Regions from separate parts of the Mus musculus genome. Here region 2 is linked to region 1. The links are chromatin loops, found by intact Hi-C in ENCODE. Cell type or tissue: heart. All regions are shown on one strand. Each heading gives the region's core, and the rest is flanking DNA. Links, peaks and the distances in the headings are about the cores only.

Evidence for each region. A loop is a pair of places that touch in the nucleus more often than their neighbours do. Peaks named below come from ENCODE experiments on the same cell type or tissue, not always from the same donor. Only the 100,000 strongest peaks of a DNase experiment are listed, where the experiment ranks them.
Region 2: a loop joins it to region 1, with 2.2 times the contacts of the local background. A loop is called at or near these places in 1 of 42 quality-filtered maps.

What each region holds. Positions count from the first base shown.
Region 1 is chr10:12,867,033-12,871,416 of GRCm38, reverse strand. It overlaps a transcript of Utrn not described here. Among named protein-coding and RNA genes, the nearest start is that of Utrn, 7.5 kb to the right of the region's middle. In heart, for the core only: a CTCF peak has its summit at 3,785; DNase peaks (open chromatin) are centred at 2,176, 2,726, 3,116 and 3,776; H3K4me3 peaks cover 2,663 bases; H3K27ac peaks cover 2,765 bases.
Region 2 is chr10:12,962,272-12,966,655 of GRCm38, reverse strand. Stx11 (syntaxin 11) reads left to right here and starts at 2,397. Exons shown (of 3, transcript NM_029075.1): 1 at 2,397-2,656. In heart, for the core only: no CTCF peak of the experiment used is centred there; a DNase peak (open chromatin) is centred at 2,145; H3K4me3 peaks cover 1,744 bases; H3K27ac peaks cover 948 bases.

The DNA.
Region 1 (4,384 bases), core at 94-4,093:
TGGGTTTGGTGGCTGATTATGGGATGGATCCCCGGGTGGGGTAGTATCTGAAAAGTGGATATTAGCCCAGAAACATAGAACACCCAAGATACAATTTGCAAAACACAAGAAAATCAAGAAGTAAGACCAATGGGTGGATACTTTGTTCCTCCTTAGAATAGGGAACAAAATACCCATAAAAGGAGTTACAGAGACCAAGTTTGGAACTAAGACTATCATGGACTATCCATGAAGACTTCTTATGTTGGAGACTCAGTCAGTTGCTGAAAGGTAATTGTTTTATGAAGTTTTTGACTTAATAAATGGGTTAAGTCACTTGGTGAATGCATAATTCAATGGAGGCGGACCTACTTGGAGACAGTAAGTTAGTGGACTCATCTCTTTGGAGGGCAGGTCTTTTTCTGGACCTCCTTCTGGATGGCTTTCTGCTTCCTGACAGCCATGAGGTGTGCACACTCCACCACAGCTTCTGCTACTCCTCAGGCCCAAAAGCAAAGGCCAGCCTCAGCCTGAATCGGATGAAACCGAGAGCTAACAGAAGTCTTACCTGTCAGTCACAGAGATGGTAATCTATACAACATGTTTGATCTGATAGCAGGAATCTCCAATGTTTTTGCTTACATGTCTTATCTCACCTGAATGAATTCTACGTTCTTCAAGGGCAAGATCTATGTTGGATTTCTATGTATCATCTGCCTCAGTAGGCCTTATATAGATGCTTGTTAATGGAAGGAATGAAAGTGAATGAGATCAAGTCATATCAGTTCCCAGTTGGTGTTTAGGTTCTATTTGGCTTGTATGAAGAATGCCCTCCAAGGTGAAGTTGTTAAGTCAGAGACTTTATAAAAAAGTCTTTTCCAAGACTTCCTTCAGTCCCAGCCCACAGTACTTAGAGACTCCAGAGGTTTTCAACTGGTAATTAACACAAGGCTAGTGAATTATTTTTACTGGCTCATAAATTAACCCTTGAGTACTAAGGAAGCAATAAGCCGTAATCAATCTGCTTCGACTTTGGTTGCTATTTTTATTTCCTTCTCCAAGTTTTATCAGGAAAACAGTAATGGGAACACGTTAGAATGAAATGTATAATAAAAATGCATACATAACACAAACTTCATTACGTCCGTGATAGGTCTCGGCTAAGCCCGTAAACTCCCAACAAGTTCTGCAAACAGATGTAAGTTTGCTTGGAAAAATAGAAAATAAATAAATAAATAACTAGATAAATAAAGGTTTGGCAGATGGTGCCACTGGTAAGACCCCTACTGAATACTAAAGTCTGAAGACCTGAGTCTGATTCCTGGGTCCCACAGAAAGGTGTAAGGTGAAAGCTGGCTCTACAAAGTTGAGACAGAGAGAATTTAGATAGGTATGATATTTGTGTCTACTGTCACCAGCACCCCAAATACACACAACACACACACACACACACACACACACACACACACACACACACACACACGGTAAAAATTTTAAAGGTCAGCACCAACACTATTTGTGTATATGAACATATAAGGACACTTGGGATTGTTTAGACAGCATTTAAAATGATGCAAAAGAAATTTCCATAAAATAAATATACCCCTGGATTTAGAACCCCAAACTCAACAACCTCAGTAAACTGAAATGGGGCGAATTGGCCAGAAGGTTGAGATTTATGTAAGATAATAATAAAAAAAATTAAAAGTACTGTTGATAAGAGACCTAGTGTGCCTAGAGGGGTGTGACACACATTTTCGGACAATTTGAATAAAGGGCACGGTGCGTGCGCGCGGTGACTATTCCAGCTTCTGGCTTCCAGCACGCACGACTGGTTCCGGGATTCTCGCACCGCGCACCGCACGGAGCCGGCTGCTGCGGGCTGGGAGGGCGCCTAGGGCTAGCGCTGATTGACCGGGCGCGCGGTCAGGTGACCCGAAGCGCCACGTTCTGGGAGCCCGGCCCGCGGTGGCTTCCCAGGCCGGGGCAGGACCGAACCCGGAGCCGAGGGGGACTGGTCTCCCCGGGAGAACAAAGTTGCCCGGCCTGGGGCCCCGGGGCGCGCGAGCGGCGAGACGGCGGGTCCGACCTGCGGGATCCACGGCTCCGAGGCTGGGCGATTCGTGCTGGGAGACGCGAGCCCCTACCCGGGGTGGCGGGCGGACCCAGCAGCGCCCCACCCTCGCTCTCCAACAAAGGGGCCGGCGGCAGCCGGAGGAGGACCTGGAGGAGGAGCCGGAGCGGCGAGCAGCTCTCGCGCACAAAGTTGTGGAGTCGCCCTTCCCCCGAGGAGGGGAGCGGGCAGCGCCGGGCGCGGGATTTCTCCCGCCCAGGGCCGAGGAGGAGCCCTGGGCTCCTCAGCCGATCGGGCCACCTCGGGGAGCGGCGCCCCTTTTCTTTCGGGTCATTCCTGCAGAGGGAAAACTCCTGCGTGCGCCTGCCCCCAGGCTAGCGTTTGGACTGTTTTGTTTTTGGCGGAACTACCGGGCAGGAAGATTGCACAAGTCAGGGGGCGTTTCCAATCGGGTGTCAATTTTGGATCTCCCCCCCCCCCACCCCCCTTTGGATCTTGTCGGGCTTTCCACGTTTCACTTAAAAAAAATTCTTGTAACGTCCAAGGCAAGCTCCCCACCACCCGAACACGCCCAGAGGAACCTTGGGGCCTCTGGGACTTGGCTAGCAGGTAAGCCCATGCATTATTGAAGCTTCGGTCTGGGTAATGTGACCGCAGTCCCCTAGGGAATGGGGCGGGGGTTGAAAGGAGGTGGGACCTTTCTGCAGTTCCACCGCCCGGGTCCCGAAGTAGCTGTAGCCAACTTCTGCACTTTCCCTGGAAGCTCAGCGTCCCCTGCCTGGGCGGGAGAGAGCTGGGTTGAGAAGGTGGGAATCTGTACTGGTCGCCAAGGTCTCAGATTCCTAGGTCTAGTTTAGTACTGTTGTTTTGTCTCTCCCTGAGAGGAGAGGCTGTCTGTCGCCTGTCCGTTTACCGCCCCGAGCCGGGCAGCAGGACTAGCGATCTCCAAGAGGGGACGTGGCCTCTTCTGAGAGCTTGTCACACACCTCCGGTCCCGGGAAGGCGGGGCCCGGGCGGTGTCCGGGAGGAGAGGGTGGGGAGGGCGGTTGTGCGGTGGGAGGGTTGGGGAGAGCTTCCTAGCCGGCCTCCAGGCTGGGGGCGTGCTCGACCTCTCTGTGGTTGCCGTTCCTGAGGGTGGGGCCCCAGTGTGGCGAGGTGGCAAGCCTGCAGCTGTGGAGAGACAGAGGGGATAGGGGTACCTCATTGGTGCGCAGTCCCGCCCGGCCGCCTGCTTTTCCGGACTCTTGGCATCCCTCACTGCAACTGACAAGGTAATTCATGCCCCTCTTTGGCCTGGGTCTGAGGCTCTGCTTGCCCAAGGCCACTTACAAAACCAACAAAGGGCTAATTGTAGGCTGTGCAACTTTTAGAAGGCACATTGTTCAAAGAGACTTTTCAAGTCCCTGGATTCCGACCGTGTGGCGTTCCAGGGTTATTTCAAGGGGAGGAGAAAACGTGTGTGACTCTTCAGAGTCAGGGACCCGCCTTTTTTAAACCCCCAAATTGGAGATCCTGGGTGTAATTCCGGGCCCCACTCTCTGGAGTCACTGAGGTATCATCCTTTATTCTTCTAGCCTTCAGATCACCTGGGTCACCAGGATCTGGAGAGGTGGCCTCTCCATGCGTTTAAGTGGGAGGGTCTGCCGCGGCCAGAGCGCACGAATTCCAAGAGAGATGGGATCTCCAGGGTGGCATGGCAGCAGTCTCATCGTCCCGTTGGAACTTGCCCTGGGCCTGTGAAGTCAGGCTGGACCCTCGGGGGCTGGCTGCTGGTGGCGCTGGAGAAGCAGCCTGCTGATAACGCTAGTGCCTGCCAGAGCTGGAGGAATTCGAAGCTCTTGTGGGTCGTTCAGTCCCGAGGACAAGGCAGTGAGGGGCATGGGCCATTCCTGCTGAAGTCCCCCCACCCCCTCACCAGCGTTTATGAGGCTTTCGAGATAGCTTTAACTCTCCTTTGGGTGTTTACTCAAAATTTATTGCGCCTGTAAACAGCATTAATCACAGTGGCATTAACCTTCCCTGGAGCGCTTCTTAGTGTGAATGGCAGTTCTTGGCACTCAGCGGTTTCCTTTACAAGCAGAAGGGCAAACTTGTTCTTCGGCATCCCTCTTCACTATCGCCAGCATTCCTAGCTTTTGGTTACTTGTGAGTGACTAGGTTTCCTCCACAGCCGTCTGGATGAATATTCCCTTAGGATGACACCGTTTGAATGTTGTGTATTCTTGAACTTTTGCCTATAAAGCCATCACCCCTGGCGTTCTGTTCTGGTATAACTAAGAAGCGTCCACCCTGAAGGGGGAACTGGCGCCTGTGCTGTGGTGCGTGTAGGTT
Region 2 (4,384 bases), core at 277-4,276, 95 kb before region 1:
CTAGGGAGGGGAAGGGTGTAGGTTGGTGAACAAACTAAAGTCTATCATACTTAAGGCCTTTGTTCATATGCCAGCACAAGTTAAAAGCCATTTTAGAACACTTTTATATTCACACACACACACACACTCTTGTACACACACACACACACACACACACACACACACAAGTTGCCGAACTGATGCTGTCCCATATTTTCTGTTCTAGGTTCCCCTTCTATCACCATCATACATTAAGAGGACAGATTCATCCTGGCTGAGAAGCCAGCCTCCTCCCTCCCTCCTTATTAAGGTTCCAGGCACATTCCCCTAATGTTTTGTTTTCATTTCCGAAGATTCCTTTCTTTTATTTTATATATGGGAATGTTTTGCCTTCATCTACCATGTGCATATCATGTGTGTGCCTGGCACCAACAGAGGTTAGGAGAGGCATTGGATCACCTGGAACTGGAGTTAGTAAGGACCATGTTGGTGCTGTGAACCAAACTCAGGTCCTCTGCAAGAGCATTGAGTGCTGGGTCATCTCCCAGACCCTTTGTTTTTGTTTAATTCCTAATCCCGCCTCTCAGCCATCTCAGGATCTTCTGTGGCAGTTTAAGATTCCTTTCTAATGTTTGTTGTACGACCTTTCAACAGCTGTGAGTAATATTGGTCAGGCATTTTTGCGGGTGGGGGTGGGGGAGTGCAAGTGGATTTGTGCTTGTTGAGCCAGAGGCAACCTCTACTCACTGTCATAACATCATTTATCACCTTTGAAACTAGGTCTCTTACTGGCAGGGAACTTCCCAATGATTTAAGCCTGGCTGGTCTCCTGCCTCACCAAGGCTCTGCAGGCACATTTTTATGTAGGTTGTGGGGAATCTTAGCTCCTCGAGCTAAAGGGTAACTGCATTATCCCCTGAGCTATCACCCAGGCCCATAGCTAGGGAGGTTTAAGGGTGTTGGGTTGCTAGGTTTCATTGGATATTTCCTTCATGATAAGACTACGGTGAGCTGGGAGACAGTGCTGTACGCCTTTAATCCAAGTACTTGCAGGTGGATCTCTGAGTTCGAGGCCAGCCTGGTCTACAGAGTGAGTTCCAGGACAGCCAGGACTACACAGAGAAACCCTGACTCAAAAAAACAAAACAAAACAAATGAAAAGCAAAACAAAACAGAAGGCTGGGGCATGGAGGAGAAAGGCCCCAAGGATAAAGTGTTACCTTTACCTGGCTTTAAGTATCTGACCTTGTGTATTGGGTGAACTGTGTGGCTGCTCTGTGTGTGGTAAAAACTACTTTCCGTCTCCTTTCCATACAGTCCTCTGTTGAGGTGAGGAGCAGGCTGGCCCACACTTAGAGTGCAGAGACAAGCTTCTTTTCCATGAAAGTGGAGTTTCTGCTTAAGTTGCCTGAAGTTGCTCTGCCCCGGAGATTTGTCTTTCTGGCCTTACCTGGCCTTACATTAGTAGATCGATTCATCGGTCATTTCACATTAGATGGATAACTTTGGGTTACCGTAACACCTTGTTCCTCAAATTCTTCTGGCGGTGGCTTCCTATCAATGCATATCATCTTTCTTTCTTCCTGTGTTCTTTTTTTAAGATTTATTAAATATTATTTATTATTATATGTAAGTACACTGTAGCTGTGTCTTTCAGATACACCAGAGAAGGGCGTCAGATTTCATTATGGATGTTGTGAGCCACTGTGAGCCACCATGTGGTTGCTGGGATTTGAACTCAGGACCTTTAGAAGAGCAGTCAGCGCTCTTAACCACTGAGCCATCTCTCCAGCCCCTCCTCTCATACTTTCTTTGTTTCTTGATGGCTAGCCTTCTACCTTGTTTGTCCAGCGGTTTCCCACCCCCTAGCCAGAATGCCCCTTTTCTGTTTCTGAGCCCCCAGTAGGGTGCCAGGCAACGAGGACAAGGTCGTGGCAATACTCCTGTGGGTGTCCCACTGACAGCAGGCAGGAAGGGGCTAGTGGAAGGCGGGGCTCAGTGTCTACGTGGTCCACAACCTCGGGTTAGGCAGTCGTGCGGGTCCCCGCTGGCGCAGCCACACCCACGCTCAGAAACGGTTTCTAGTGCCCTAGTTTCGGAACTACTCTGGACTGCAAAAGTCATCCGCGCTGAGGGGTTTTCCCGCGGAAAGTCCGATGGATCCCGCCCCGCCCATCTCTCCATCCCAGAGCAAGGAAGAAGAAAGAGCAAGTTCCCGGGTGGTCCACACCGTCGCCCGCAGCATCTCGGGGTGCACAGGAGGGGAAGAAGGCTCGTGCTTAGGTTCCCAGCAACCCGCAGCGTGGCGACCCCAGTCGGGACGGGAAGCTGCGCGCCTAGCCGAGGGCGTCCCCGGGGCGGGGCCCTGGTCCCCAGCTGTGCAGCCTCAGCGCGGCAGGGGCGGAGCCAGCAGCACCAGACGCGGCCCTGCGGCTCAGGGCTCGGACCCCGGCTGAGAAGCGCAGCCCGGGCCAGCAAGAAGCGGAGGGGGCAGAGCCGCGGGGACACGCCGCGGTGTCCTCCCGGCGTCCGGACGCTGGATCAGCGCCCCGCAGGATCACGGTTCGTTTTGTCCCGCGAGTCTGCTTAGCTCTCTAACTCTTTCGACATCGGGGACCCAGGTTCGGGGTTGGCTGGAGTGGTGGACCGCGCTGGCAGGGATGCTGCGCAGCTGCAGGTGGGTTTGGGGTGTGGTTCCCTCTGTGCCTCTAGGTACCTTCAGGACGAGGCTTTGGGTTTCTCACCTAGAGCCGAGAGCTTTTTTTTTTTTTTTTTTTTTTTTTTTTTTTTTTTTTTTTTTTTTATGTTTAAGAATATAATGCGTTATCAGAAGTGCTTCAGAAATGTAGACTGACTCTGAAGCTTCCTGAGGCAACTTCTGTTTTGAATTTTTGTTGTTTTTATTTAATGGAGGTGTTTTATTCAGTTCGGTCGCCACTTTCTCTAACACATCAGAATGGACACTTCTCCACTTGAACTTGACAGTATGACTCAGGAGCCAGGAAATACAGGAACACTGATACCGCGTTGAAACAGCTCCCACGGAGGATTTGGGGTAGTTTGTTTTAGGAAACCGATCTGATGGCTTTGCTTAGAGAACCACACCACGGAATTCTGTTGGCTTCTTTGGCTCCGCGAACATCAGCTGAGACCTGCGTTTTACTTCCTGTGACTCTCACACTTATTAGAGCCATTTCTCAGCAGAGGGAGGAGCTGTTGTTTCTACACGGGTATCCACAAATGAGTCACAAGTCTACTACAATTGCAAGGCTTTGTTAATACGCTTTTGAAAAGTGAGGTTGGATTCCTGTACTTTGAATAAGACCGAAGATTCAGTCTGGTACTGTCAAACTGGGGCAGGCGGCCTAGGAAGTAACTATTCAAGTTTTCAGTTTCCTAGAGCGCCTGATGGGACAACATGCCAGCTAGGGTCACTAGGCTGATCTGAGATAAACCCTTAAAATCATGTGCTTTCCCACAGAAGCTGAAGAGAAAATTAATTTCTTTATCCAATAACCATTTGGCTGTTGTTTTCACTAGTTGGTAGAAACTGGACATTTAATGAAGTGATTGTAAGTTACTCTGAAATTTAAAATATTTCAGAAAGTTTATTTTTACCAAATTAGTGCCTTAAAAAAAAACATATAGAAGCTTTTGAAGAAAGTAGATGGTTGCTGGAGCCAGACATTAAGATGCTGAGTCTCCCTGAGGCTGGATAAAGGCTCTAAGAAATAGACTTCCCTATCTAGGAGCTCAGTAGAGACAGGAATAACTGCATATCCTGGCTGAGCTGAGGTCAGCCTTAGACAGCAGTTGCAAGGTTCTGGTCTGTTCCAGCCTTTTCATCCAGGTCCATGCATGCAATATGGACACAATGCTATCCTGGCAGCCAGGGCCACAGCTGAGCAGATTCTCCTGGACATCCAACACCGTGAGATGGATGCTATGGGAAATTTATACCCAAAGAAGGTGCCCCAGTGTGGGGGATCAGAGTATCCTGGATCACTGCTGGGACAGCAAGGGAAGGTCTGGGTTCTCATCATCTGCTTGTCTTGGTTGGCAGCCTAGTTTTCATTCAATACATGCATGATTTAAAAAGCATATTAGCATATGTCTATGATTTAAAAGCCCATTAGGAAGGCATGGCTTTTAAAGTGTTTGAATTAACCATGTTTCACATTACTTAGCAGCTGTGTAAAGGCAAACCCAGTCTCTGTTATCATCCCTGGGCAGTTGGGGGCACTCTTTTAAACACCAGAGTGACTTAGGAGTGATTAGCAGCTGTCTACTCACCAGTTGATACAATAGTTGCTCCCCATCTGAGGACTGGCTTGACTCCCATGATTTTTGCTACCCAAGCTCTGAAATAGAAAGTTCCAGAATAGTAGTAGTATATTTTGATTTA